Regions from separate parts of the Homo sapiens genome. Here region 2 is linked to region 1. Evidence: chromatin loops called from intact Hi-C (ENCODE). Cell type or tissue: ovary. All regions are shown on one strand. Each heading gives the region's core, and the rest is flanking DNA. Links, peaks and the distances in the headings are about the cores only.

Region 1 (5,369 bases), core at 195-5,194:
TACCTGAGGGCTTTCACTTGATCATTCAAGAACTCATCAGGCTTTACTGGGCACCTTCTCTGCTCCAGGTCTTGTCTGACCTAGCTGGTACCGGGAGGAGGAGAAGGCTGAGGGCTGAGGGAGTCCAGAGGAGAATGCCTAGGAGGTCCCTGGGAGGAGGTAATGACAAAGTTTGCCAGGTAAGGAGGGGCGGGGAGACGCATTCTGTCACTGTCCACACGGTGAAGTGCAAATCCCCGTCAACCATGGCAAGGCCCTTTCTTAACAGAAGTGAGAATTTTGTGAGTTGAGGTGAGACCCACATTACATCCTGGGGGTCTGGAGTAGGGAGCCTCACCTATCCTGGAGGTAAAAATGCTCCAGTAGACTCCAAAGGAGAGTCCCAGCTAGAAGGGGCCTCAATGCACAGAGGGCAGAGAGACAAGGACTCGTCAGGGTCAGGAAGCTGATGAGTGGCAGAGATGGGCAGTGGGTATCCTCTCCCTTACCAGGGCCCTTCCAGTGCCCGGTGCTGCCCCAGGGGTTTCATCCAACTCCAACCCTAGAAAGCCAGGGAGCAGTGGTAGGCGGGAAAGGCACGTTGTGATGGCCACTCAGGTCCCTGGCCACTGGGCACAGCTCAGAAACAGAGGGAGAGGCACTTCTCATTCCCAGAATAAGAGTCTCATTCTGAAAAGGTTTGGGCTTTTGCTTCCTGAAAAAGAGGTTCTCAGGGGCATCTCTTGGGCTGAAGCCTGTTGCCTGCTGCTGGTAATCCTAACAAGCGTGTTTATTGGGCTCTGGAGATCACAAGCTGCCTTCCTCTGTCTCCCCTCCTGGTGGCCATGGGAGGCGGGCACCCTCTGCCCATTTTTCAGATGAGGAGGCAGGCCCAGAGAGCCATGGAAGGCCTCTCATCCCAGGTCACTCTTTCTGGGTCTGGTGCAGGCCAGACGGCACCTGAGTGCCAGGCAGGAGTCAGGGTGGGGCGTTATGCGGGCTGAGGCCTCTGCCCACTCTGCCCAATGGCATGTGCAAATGGCAGGTGGGAACTCAACTGCGGGCCTGGCGTCACGCTGGGCATGTTGGCCCCTTGACCCCCACCCCCAGCTTGAGGAGGCTACATCCGAGCCCTGGTGACTGGTGCTGAGCCCCCAGAACCAGCCTGCCCAGGTGCTGCAGGGTTGCAGAGGAGGGTGCCAGCAGCCAGGCTGTGGTTTTGTGCTTGGCTAACTCTTGGCTTCTGAGCAATGAAGTGGAGAGAGAAGAGACACAGTAAGAACATGGTGCCCACCCACTCAGCCCTGCCACCACAGGCAGCAGGCAGCCTCTGGGGCCACCACAGGACCTGTGGCCCTCAGAGCACAGGCCGGGATCTACATGGCACGGCACCAGAATGCGGAGCGGGCAGCGTCCGGCAGAGCCAAGGGCCCCTGGCAAGCACTAGCTCCTGCCACCTTCAAGGTGAAGAAAGGAGACCCAGGGGCCTGTGCAGGTTCAGGCCAGAGTGAGCCGGCCTGGATTATCCCTACCAACCCACCCTCCTGCTGCCTCATTCCCCCACCCCCACCCCACCACCCTGGAAAGCAGGACTTCCCTCTTTGTGCCTCTGCAAGTCACAAGAATCCCAGTTCAATCATCAACGGCCAGCCCAGCCGCTGACCCTAGGATTCTGGAGTTGCTTGACTCAGGCAGCTATGTTCTTGGAGAGAGGTCAACAAAATAGGGAAACTGAGGCTCAAAGAGGGCAAAGGACCTGCCTGTGTTCATACGGCAGGATTGGAGGCACAAGGATACAGAACGTTAGAGCAGACAGTCAAGCAGTCCCAACACCTGCATCTTATTGATGGGGTAAGCTGAGGCTCAGGGATGGGAAAGAGCCTGTCCGAAGTGACTTTGAATTAATAAGAACCTCAGCATGGCCATCTTGGGTTGATCCCGTGTGGCCAAGATAGAGCTGCCCTCTTTGACCCCAACCTCAAGTTCAGGAAGTTGCAACACTTCCTTGTTTCCATAGTAACCAACTACTGCTCCAGGAATACACTGAAATGTTTTTGTTCCCTCCTCTGTGCTGGCCCTGGGCCAGGCTGTGAGGACACAGAACAGAAAGAGGAGGTGTGAAGGAAGGCACAGACCCAGCCCCACGCAGTTGATCCCTTGCAATAGAGTGTGGGAGGGAGAGGAGTAGAATTTTCAGTGGAGAAGAAATCCTCAGTGCCTGAGAGTGTCAGGGGAGAGAGTTCAAAGATGGCAGCTTTTGAGCTGGGCTCTTAAGGATGGGTAGGAGTTCACCTGACTGAAGAGTGGAGGTGGAGGACTTAGCATATGCAAAGGCCTCGGGATAGAGGATGACTAACATGTTGGGAAACTATGGTGCATAGAGTGGAGTGTATGAACATGCAGGGGATGAATGCCAGGGAATCAGCCAGAGGGGAGGAGAGAGACCAAATGCAGAATATCAGAATTCCAAGGGTAGACAAGGGTATCAGGAAGACCCACTATGCCTCTATTTTTCCAACTGTTAAAAGGCCACCTTATGACAGAGTGGCTGAGGCACAGGAATTGACAAGCACAAAAGGAGAAGGGCTCAGACTCCCAGGACACAGCAACTTGAGCCAGTTCTCTAGCTCAGCCTGTTTCACGGAGGTGGACAGGCATTCCCAGTGGGCTCCTGGCCACAGCCTCAGTCAATCTTTAAAATACATTCAGGATCCGACCTTGTTTCACTACCTCCACTGAACACTCTGGTCCAAGCCGCCAGCATCCTTTCCTGGGTTCCTGTAAATGCTGCCCAGATGGTCTCCTTGTGGCCACCCTTGTCCCTTCAGTCTATTCTCGGCTCATCAGCCAGAGATCTTAGAGGGACACATCTGATAGCCTCAGTCCTTTACTTAAAATCCTTCAGTGGCTTCCAAATCACTGAGCATGAAGTCAGAAGCCCTTCCTGTACTTGATAAGGCTCTCTGTCCCTTATCACCTGGTCCCTGATCACTCTGTTGACTTCCTCCCCACTCTCTCCTTCCCTCACTCCATCTAGCCACACTGGCCTCCCTGCTTTTCCCAGACCACGCCAAACAAGCATCTGCCACAGGGCCTTTGCACATGCTGTTCCCACTGCCTGGAGAGCTCTTCTCCCAAATGTTCATGGAGTTCACTTCCCTGTCTCCCTGAGGTATGTGCTCAAATGCAGCCTCTTCAGAGAAGCCTTCCCTGACCACACCACCTAAAGAAGCCCCATCACCCACTCATGTCCCTATATCACCTTATCCTGGTTTATTTTTCTTCAAAGCACTGATTATAACTCAGGCATGATGTCATGCATTAAGTTGTTGACCTGCTGACTGTCTCGCCTACTAGAATGTAAGCAGGGCCCCTGTCAAATTCACCAATGTATCCCCAGGGCCTGGAAGAGTGCCTGGCACATGGAAGGTGCTTGATAAACTTGACAAAGGAATACATGAATCCACCTTCCTTGGGTAGCTGGGCGAGGGGAGGCACAAAAGGACCCCAGACTCTGCCCTCCCCAGGGCCAGAGTGCTGGGGACTCAAGCCCAGCCAGGAAGCCTTGTTCTCAGGCTGGCACGAGGCCCCACCAGCAGGACCCTCCCAGCCCATTCAGTGCATGGGCTCCCCAGAACTGGAAGTGACGCAGGGCCTGGCAGAGGTCTAGAGGAGCCCTGAGGGAAAAGTAGCAGTTGCTACTCTGCCCATTGTCCCCCATCGTCCTTCACTCCACACAAAGCCTGGGAAGGCCAAGGACAGCCTCGGGCGCAAAGGGTGAAAGTAGGGGGAGACCAAGCCAGTGAGGCTGGGAGGACATGGGATCCTGCCTGCAGCTCTGCAGCTGGATTCCTTCCCTCTCTGGCCTCAGGGCTCTAATCTGGGAAATGGGATGAGAAGGGCATTAAGTAGACTGGCTGCCCAGGTCCCTCCTGCTCCAATAGTTTGGGCATCTTTGGGTCTTAGGGGCCTGGAAGGGATCACACCAGGCTGCATCTCAGACCATAAATTCAAGCCATGGTCTAGGCCACCAAATGAGCCTGATGAGCCAAAAAGCTGGGCGTGGGGTCTCAGGTGGGCTCCTGAGGACCCTGTTGCCACCCAAGGCGGAATGCAAGGCAGCCCCATATAAGCCAGGAAGTGAGAGAAAGTGTCCTGCTATAGGGCAGCGGCCCCCAGGCTGGAGGAGCCAGCTGTCTTACCAAGACCATAGGCACCGAGTGCCTGCCCCCAGGACGAGTGTTTCTGGTGGGCACAGCCAGAGCCGAAAGGCCCAGCCGCTTTGCAAAATGAGGAAGGTGAGTCCCAGGCCAGGCCAGTGCCACTGCCACAGCCATGGAGGCACCTCTCCTGTGCCTTACTCCAGCAAAGGGTTTCTGTGGAGTAACAGGCAGGGCTGGGCACTGGCTAGATGGTGGGAACACCTGGATTTTAGCTCCAGCTCTGCCAGGGACTTGTCGTGTGACCTCGTCCCCTCTGGGGTTTGACTCAGCATCTAAATGAGAAGGTTGGCCTGGATGGTCTCCAGGGCCTTTCTGTGCTGCCATTACCATCATTGCACATGGTAATGAAACATTACACTCCCCGATGCAGTGATACTGGACAGCATGCAACGTGCTGGCCTTCCCCTTGGACTCGTGCGACAGCCCCCAGCGATGCTGGCAGGAGGAGGCCAGAAGTTCTGTCTCTAAATCCAGCGCTCCTTGCACAGAGCCCAGGTCTCAGGGGCCTGTAGACACTTAGGCAAGATGCGCCTAAGTGGCAGGGGGCAGGGCCAGGCAGAGAGGAGCTCAGTAAGGAGCTGGGTGCTGGTCCACAGGGGAGGAAGCACTATTCACAGCCCCTGGCTACCTCCAGTGAGGGGGCTCTGGCTGCAGTGGCAGGCGAGCATGCTGCAAGAGGCTAGGAAGACAGACGGCCTTCTCAGCCTCCTGGAATGTCTGACCCTGCTTGAAAAGCAGAAGCCAGACCACTTTCTTCCCCTAGGGCCCCAGTGAGCCACTGTTGTGGCCTCCCCAGCCTACTGCCACGTCTTACAACCTGGGCTAAGCTATTTTCAGGTCAGGTCTCAGGTCTCCAAGCTGCCCAGACTCTTACCAGAGGCAGAGATAATAAGGCCCAGGGGATATAAGAAGGCCACCTCCCCAGGAAGCCCATTCTGCCTTCTCCAGCCTTAGACTCAGCCCAGAGAGAAGTCTCCGAGGATACAATCTCTGAGGCAGAGAATGGAAGAGACTTCCTGAGGACCAATTCACCACATTCTGCAAGGTCCTGAGAAGAGAACTAGGGGAGAGGTATCCTTCTGGGCTCCATACGATGTGGAACTTTCTAGACAGAGGGAGCTGCTGGGGAGGCAGGGAGCAGCCTGTCCGTGGAGGCATGCAAGCCCA
Region 2 (5,369 bases), core at 65-5,064, 860 kb after region 1:
GGTCAGCTAAGAAGAAGGGAGCACAGTCACTGTTCTCAAAGACCTTATGAATTTGGGGTGTATATCTTTCAAAAAGAGAGACTATCTCAGATGTCACACAGGTATCTTGTATCTTATAGCTTAAAACACCACTTAAAAAGCAAAGCACAAAGCAGTGTGTTCACTATGCTACCACTGGTGCAAAAGGAAGGAAACGAACATATGTGTTTGCTTTAAAGTAAACACATTCAAAAGAAACTCTTCAGGATGTAGGAAATTGATAGCAGTGTCTAGCTAAGAGGGAGGGAATGGACAGATGGGGCAGAAGGAGCATTTCACTCGACAATCCTCTCATTTTATTTTTATTTTCAAATATGTAAATATATCCACTATTAAAAAAAATCAGAGTTTTTAATTAAAAAATTAAATGTCCGCTCATGAATTTTACAGAAAAGGAGCCTGAAGCTCAGAAGGAATGGCTTGGGGCTGCGACTCACAGCTGGCCAGCCAGAGACTCAGGACAGGCCCTACCCATCCATCCCCTCATTCCACAAGCATTGGCTTTCCACCCCAGTGTCCACTGGGTCTCACACATAGAAGGTCTCAGTTCCATTACCACCACCCTCATCACCTCCATTGTCAACACCTCAGCTATTTCCACCATGTCGATACAATCATGGCCCAACCTTTGTTAACGCCATCACCAACATCACCTTCACCACTACCTCTACCACCACCCTAACATTTCTAGCACCACCCTGCCCATCATGACCTCCAATTCCACCACCACTGCCATCATAACTGTCACCATCATCACCTGCATCACCTCCAGCATGCCAGTACGACCTTGGCCAAGAGTTTGTCATTGATGTGCCTAAGAGCGATAAGACAGAGGTGGACATTGAGCTGCAAAACAACAAGATGAGGAATGGAGAAAAATGTTCACAAAAGTTTTGAGCCAGTGCTTCTCTACCAACATACATATTCTAGATCCTGGCTTGGGATGGGGTGTCATGAAGATGAATGAGACAAGCCTCCCCGCTCGTTAAGGGAAGTCAATATAAAACAGTACGTGTAAAAGAAGGGAGAAGTAACGTTGGGTCTCTCCAGTGGGGAAGAAACTTCAGAAAAAAGAGCAAGCTTTCTTTCACTGCATTTGTTCAAGACCAGGTCTACACCACGTAAGCAATCTACTACATACGTGAGCTGTAGATTCTAAAGCAACACCGTCCACTGGAACTTTCTGCAGTGATGGAAATATCCCATGCCTGTACTGTCTGACACATGTGTGGCTACTGAGTACCTGAAATGCATCTAGTGCAACTAAAGAACTGAGTGTTTAAATTTTTTAAGTTTTTATTCATTTAAATTTAAATAGCCACATGTGTCTCATGGCTACTGCATCAGACAGGGCAGCCTTAAAGTTTCTAGAAGAATAAGAGTGAGAAATGCTGCCAACACGCAGTAGTCACTTGGCTGTCACCAGAGGAAGAGATTTCTGAGGATTGAGGCTAGTCAAAGATAGAATGTTAGCACTGAGGAACTTCTAGACATCAAGCCAAGATTGGGGTCAAGCTGACCTCACCCACCCAGGACAATCATGGACCATCTGATTTCCCCAGAAGCCCAGGACAGCGGTTACCCCTGAAATCACCACTGAACCAAGTTTGGGGTGGCCTGAATTGTCTTTGTTTGGGGCTGTTTGTTTTGAGTGGTGTCATTATTTTATTTTTAAATTACCTATAATGCGCCCTTTAAAAATTCCCTAATTACAGATAGGATAAATACATAATTGCAGACTTTTAAAAAGCACATATTATTTACTCAATACTCCGTAATTACGGTCTTTTCCATGAAATGTATTATTTCCTGGATGGTCCATAATCGCTCCTTTGCAGCCGGCTGGGGAAGGCCGAATTGTTCCTCAGATTCAGTTCATGGGTCACTGGTCCCATCCCATCAGGCAGTTTATGAGCCACTACCACTGGCTGTCAGAGCCCAGCAGGCCCTCGCCGCAGGAAACACTGGGCTTGGTTACTGTACAGGCAGCTCGCTACCACCATGAGCACTGGTCTGGCTGAAGTCGAGTGGGGTTTGGGGTTTGAGGTTGGGGCTCTCCTGTTTCTTTCACAGTTCTTCCAACGACAAGAGGAGTGGCTTGTTGGTCATGAGCTCAGGCTCAAGTTTGGCTGGCCTGGTGTGTATCCCTGCGCCATCTCTTGCTAACCCTGCAATCTTGGACAAGGGCCTTAGTTTGGGTTATACCAGAAGCAGCCCCTGAGCCCAGGATTTGGGTGAAGTGATCCCGGGAAGTCCAGATGAGAACAAATGAAAATCAGACAAGGAAGACAGAAAAGCCACACTAATATGCACTTGTGAGCAGGTTACTGCCACACACACCTCAAGAGACTGCCGAACACAGCTAGGAATTGTCCCCTAATGGTGAGGAAGCTGGGGTGTTTATCCATCAACTCCCCTCCCCCACTTCCTGAGGGTTGTCACTCTGGGCATTAACTTCCCGGCACGCCCAGGCCACCTTGCACACAAGCAAGTCAGCCACTGTCCACCATGGCTACAGGTGACCTCCAAGAAGGACCAAAGGGTTGTGGGTGGGGCACCAATAGTATATGCCAAAGCACATCACTTACTCTCCCCCTGCCTCAGCTCTCTCGTCTTCAAATGAATATAAAAATAATATCTGCCTCCTAGATCATAGTGGGAGAAAGTCAGTTTGAATAAATAGAAGTTGTTATTTATGTGCACCACCACAGATAAGGACTTAGTTCAGCTCCTGGACGCTCTTACCCAGGCCTCCATCTGAGCCACCTTTCGCAGACTAGATGGCAGCCAGCACCAGACCAGAGAGGCTTTCAGGACTAGCCAAAAACTTGTATCAGGCCCTGCAGAGCAGAGCCTGGTATGATAGCAGATTCTTTGCTATGTGGCTGTGTCCCCACACCCCGTTACCCTGAGTCAGACATTACTAGGTGATTCACCATCCCACCCCCTCTTCCTCACTGCGGACCTCCAAGTTAGTCCAAGTACGAGTGGTTTCAGGAGGATGAAGCTTGGCCAGACTCGGGCAATCACAGTAATTCCATTCTCTTCTCCCCCAAGTAGTTAACCTAGGCATTTGACCCCTTTCCAGCCAATGAGGTGTCAAGAACACCACTGGAGAAAGTTTTTCTCTCCCCAAAAAGAAGAGATATTCTGTCTTCTGGCTCTGGACAGTGATGCTTGGTTCAGCTGCAATTTTCTTGAATGAGGAAGGCATAAAACTGAGGACAAAATCAACACATTGACAGTGGCAAAGTAGACAATGGAAAAAAAATCGATACCTTGTTTATATCACTGAACCCCAAAATTGATGAGCCTTGGAACAATCCCAACTCTGGTATAAATAGACAGCCAACACTAACATAGCATTTCCCCTGCGCCAGGCACTGTTCTAAGCATTTTGCATTTGGCAACCCATTTAATCCTCACCAGAGCCAAGTGAGCAAGGTACTATTGCTAGTCCCTTTTATAGATGTGAAAACTGAGGCCCAGAGAGGTTAATTAACTGGCCCAAGGTGATACAGCTAGCAATGATTTCACCTCAGGCAGTCTGGCTTTGAGCTCTAAGCTCTGCCTTAATCACTAAACTCTACTATCACTCTACTGTTCTTGTAACGTGCAAAATTAAACCTCCTTTTTATTTAAGTCATTCCAACTCGGTTTTTCCATTACATGCAGCTGGAAGTATCTTAATTGATACACCTTATTGAGATGAGCCACAAAACAGAATTTAAAATTAAAGGGGTCTGTAAAAGTCTCAAGCGTGCATCAAGAAAGTGGCATCCAGGAGCCCATGTCTCACTCCACTGGCAGAACCTTCCCCTTGTGATGTTAACATGCATGACCAGCCAGCTGTACTATGAGCCAAAACCTGTGCTCAGCATTTATGTAGACCATCTCATTTAATCCTCCAGCCAACCCTGCAAGGCAGGCACTGCCTCCCTAGCTTACAAATTAGGAGGTCATAATATTACTATCTAGTGTGTATTGAACTTTACTCTGTGCCAGCCTCCAGGCTAAGCACTTTCACGCCTTTCTCACCTAAACTTCACAACAATCCAATAAGGGCACCATCATCTTACAGATGAAGAAATCAAGGTTCAGAGAAGCTAAGTATCATGAGCAAGGTCACGAGATGATAGGGAGGGCAACTCGTTCCATCCTGCACACATGGACGTGTCCACACACAGCACATTGGCCCAGCCTTGTGCTATGGAGGAAGCAGAGACAGATGAGCCAAACCCACTCCATCTCCTTGCCCCAGCCATGAAGGGTAACACTCACCGTAAGCTGAAGCTGGCTGCCTCCTGCCTCAGCCCAGGGGTAGATGACCAGCTACCTGCCCACTCTTCCCCTGCAAGATGGCATTCCTGGAGCCCTGCCCATAAGCCTCCAATGACCAGCCATGAGTTAGGTGACTCCCACGACCAGACGTGCCTATTTCCTTGTGGTGCTGATGGCGGCCAGGCAGCACTGATAATGATCTCTCCTCTGCAGGGAGGTGAGCCGTGAACACCTCGCCAAATATCTTCCAGAAGTCCCCGGAGGGGTGCTGGGCAAGGAGGTTCTGCCTTCTCTCTGCATAAGTAAGAACAGGGCCAGGGGTCTCTAAGACCCCTCCCAGAGCTAACTGTCTGTGGGTGTGTGAACCCTGCACAGGGACAATCCAGCTCCAAGTCCCATTTCCAAATAAGCCCAGCCACTGAAGGCCCTCCTGACAATGAGGGGTGTGGGCTCTGGTGTAAGAGGCTGAGGTGCTGCCAGAGGGGCCAGCGTGGGGCATCAGGGGACCTGGGTTCATGCACCACAGCCACTCGCTCACTCACTGTGACCTTGAACCCCTATTAGGGCCTCCAAACACCTCAGTGTTGGACCAAATGGGTGTCGACGTTTAGTATAATATGAGATTGGTCTCCACAAACCCCCACGTAGAAGTACAGTGAACATAGCAGAACCCAAGCTGAAGCTGGGGGTAGGGGCAGCAGAGCCTCAGGGTCCATCCTCAGTCCCTCCACTCCCCTGAAACCCCTCATGTTCCTGGGGAGACTTTGGAGGAATACATCACCTCTGCCCTGTGTGCATGGCACGGCAGAGTGCCAGGGAGTTGACACACCCCAGGAACAGCCTTTACCAAGCAAGAGACAGGAACTGGTAAGTGCCTGCCTGGGCTCCCTCACCCCACAGTGGGGGCGATGGCGAGGTGTGTCCCATGCATCCTCTCAGGGACTCATGGCGGGGCTAAGCCTCAGTTGCCCACTAGCCCCTGGCAGCTATGGTGTGGCGGGTGACCTGGCTCCACAGGTCAGAGGCAGCTGCCTGGCAATTTTGAATCT

The links. Peaks named below come from ENCODE experiments on the same cell type or tissue, not always from the same donor. Only the 100,000 strongest peaks of a DNase experiment are listed, where the experiment ranks them.
Region 2: a loop joins it to region 1, with 2.5 times the contacts of the local background. A loop is called at or near these places in 7 of 110 quality-filtered maps.

What each region holds. Positions count from the first base shown.
Region 1 is chr10:79,081,050-79,086,418 of GRCh38, reverse strand. The region is part of intron 1 of ZMIZ1 (zinc finger MIZ-type containing 1); the gene reads right to left. Among named protein-coding and RNA genes, the nearest start is that of ZMIZ1, 15 kb to the right of the region's middle. RefSeq lists a silencer at 1,084-1,153, enhancers at 1,878-1,997, 1,500-2,069, 2,070-2,641 and a cis regulatory region at 1,774-2,274. In ovary, for the core only: no CTCF peak of the experiment used is centred there; a DNase peak (open chromatin) is centred at 2,078; H3K27ac peaks cover 4,922 bases.
Region 2 is chr10:78,222,407-78,227,775 of GRCh38, reverse strand. No RefSeq gene overlaps it. Among named protein-coding and RNA genes, the nearest start is that of LINC00856, 24 kb to the left of the region's middle. In ovary, for the core only: no CTCF peak of the experiment used is centred there; no DNase peak of the experiment used is centred there.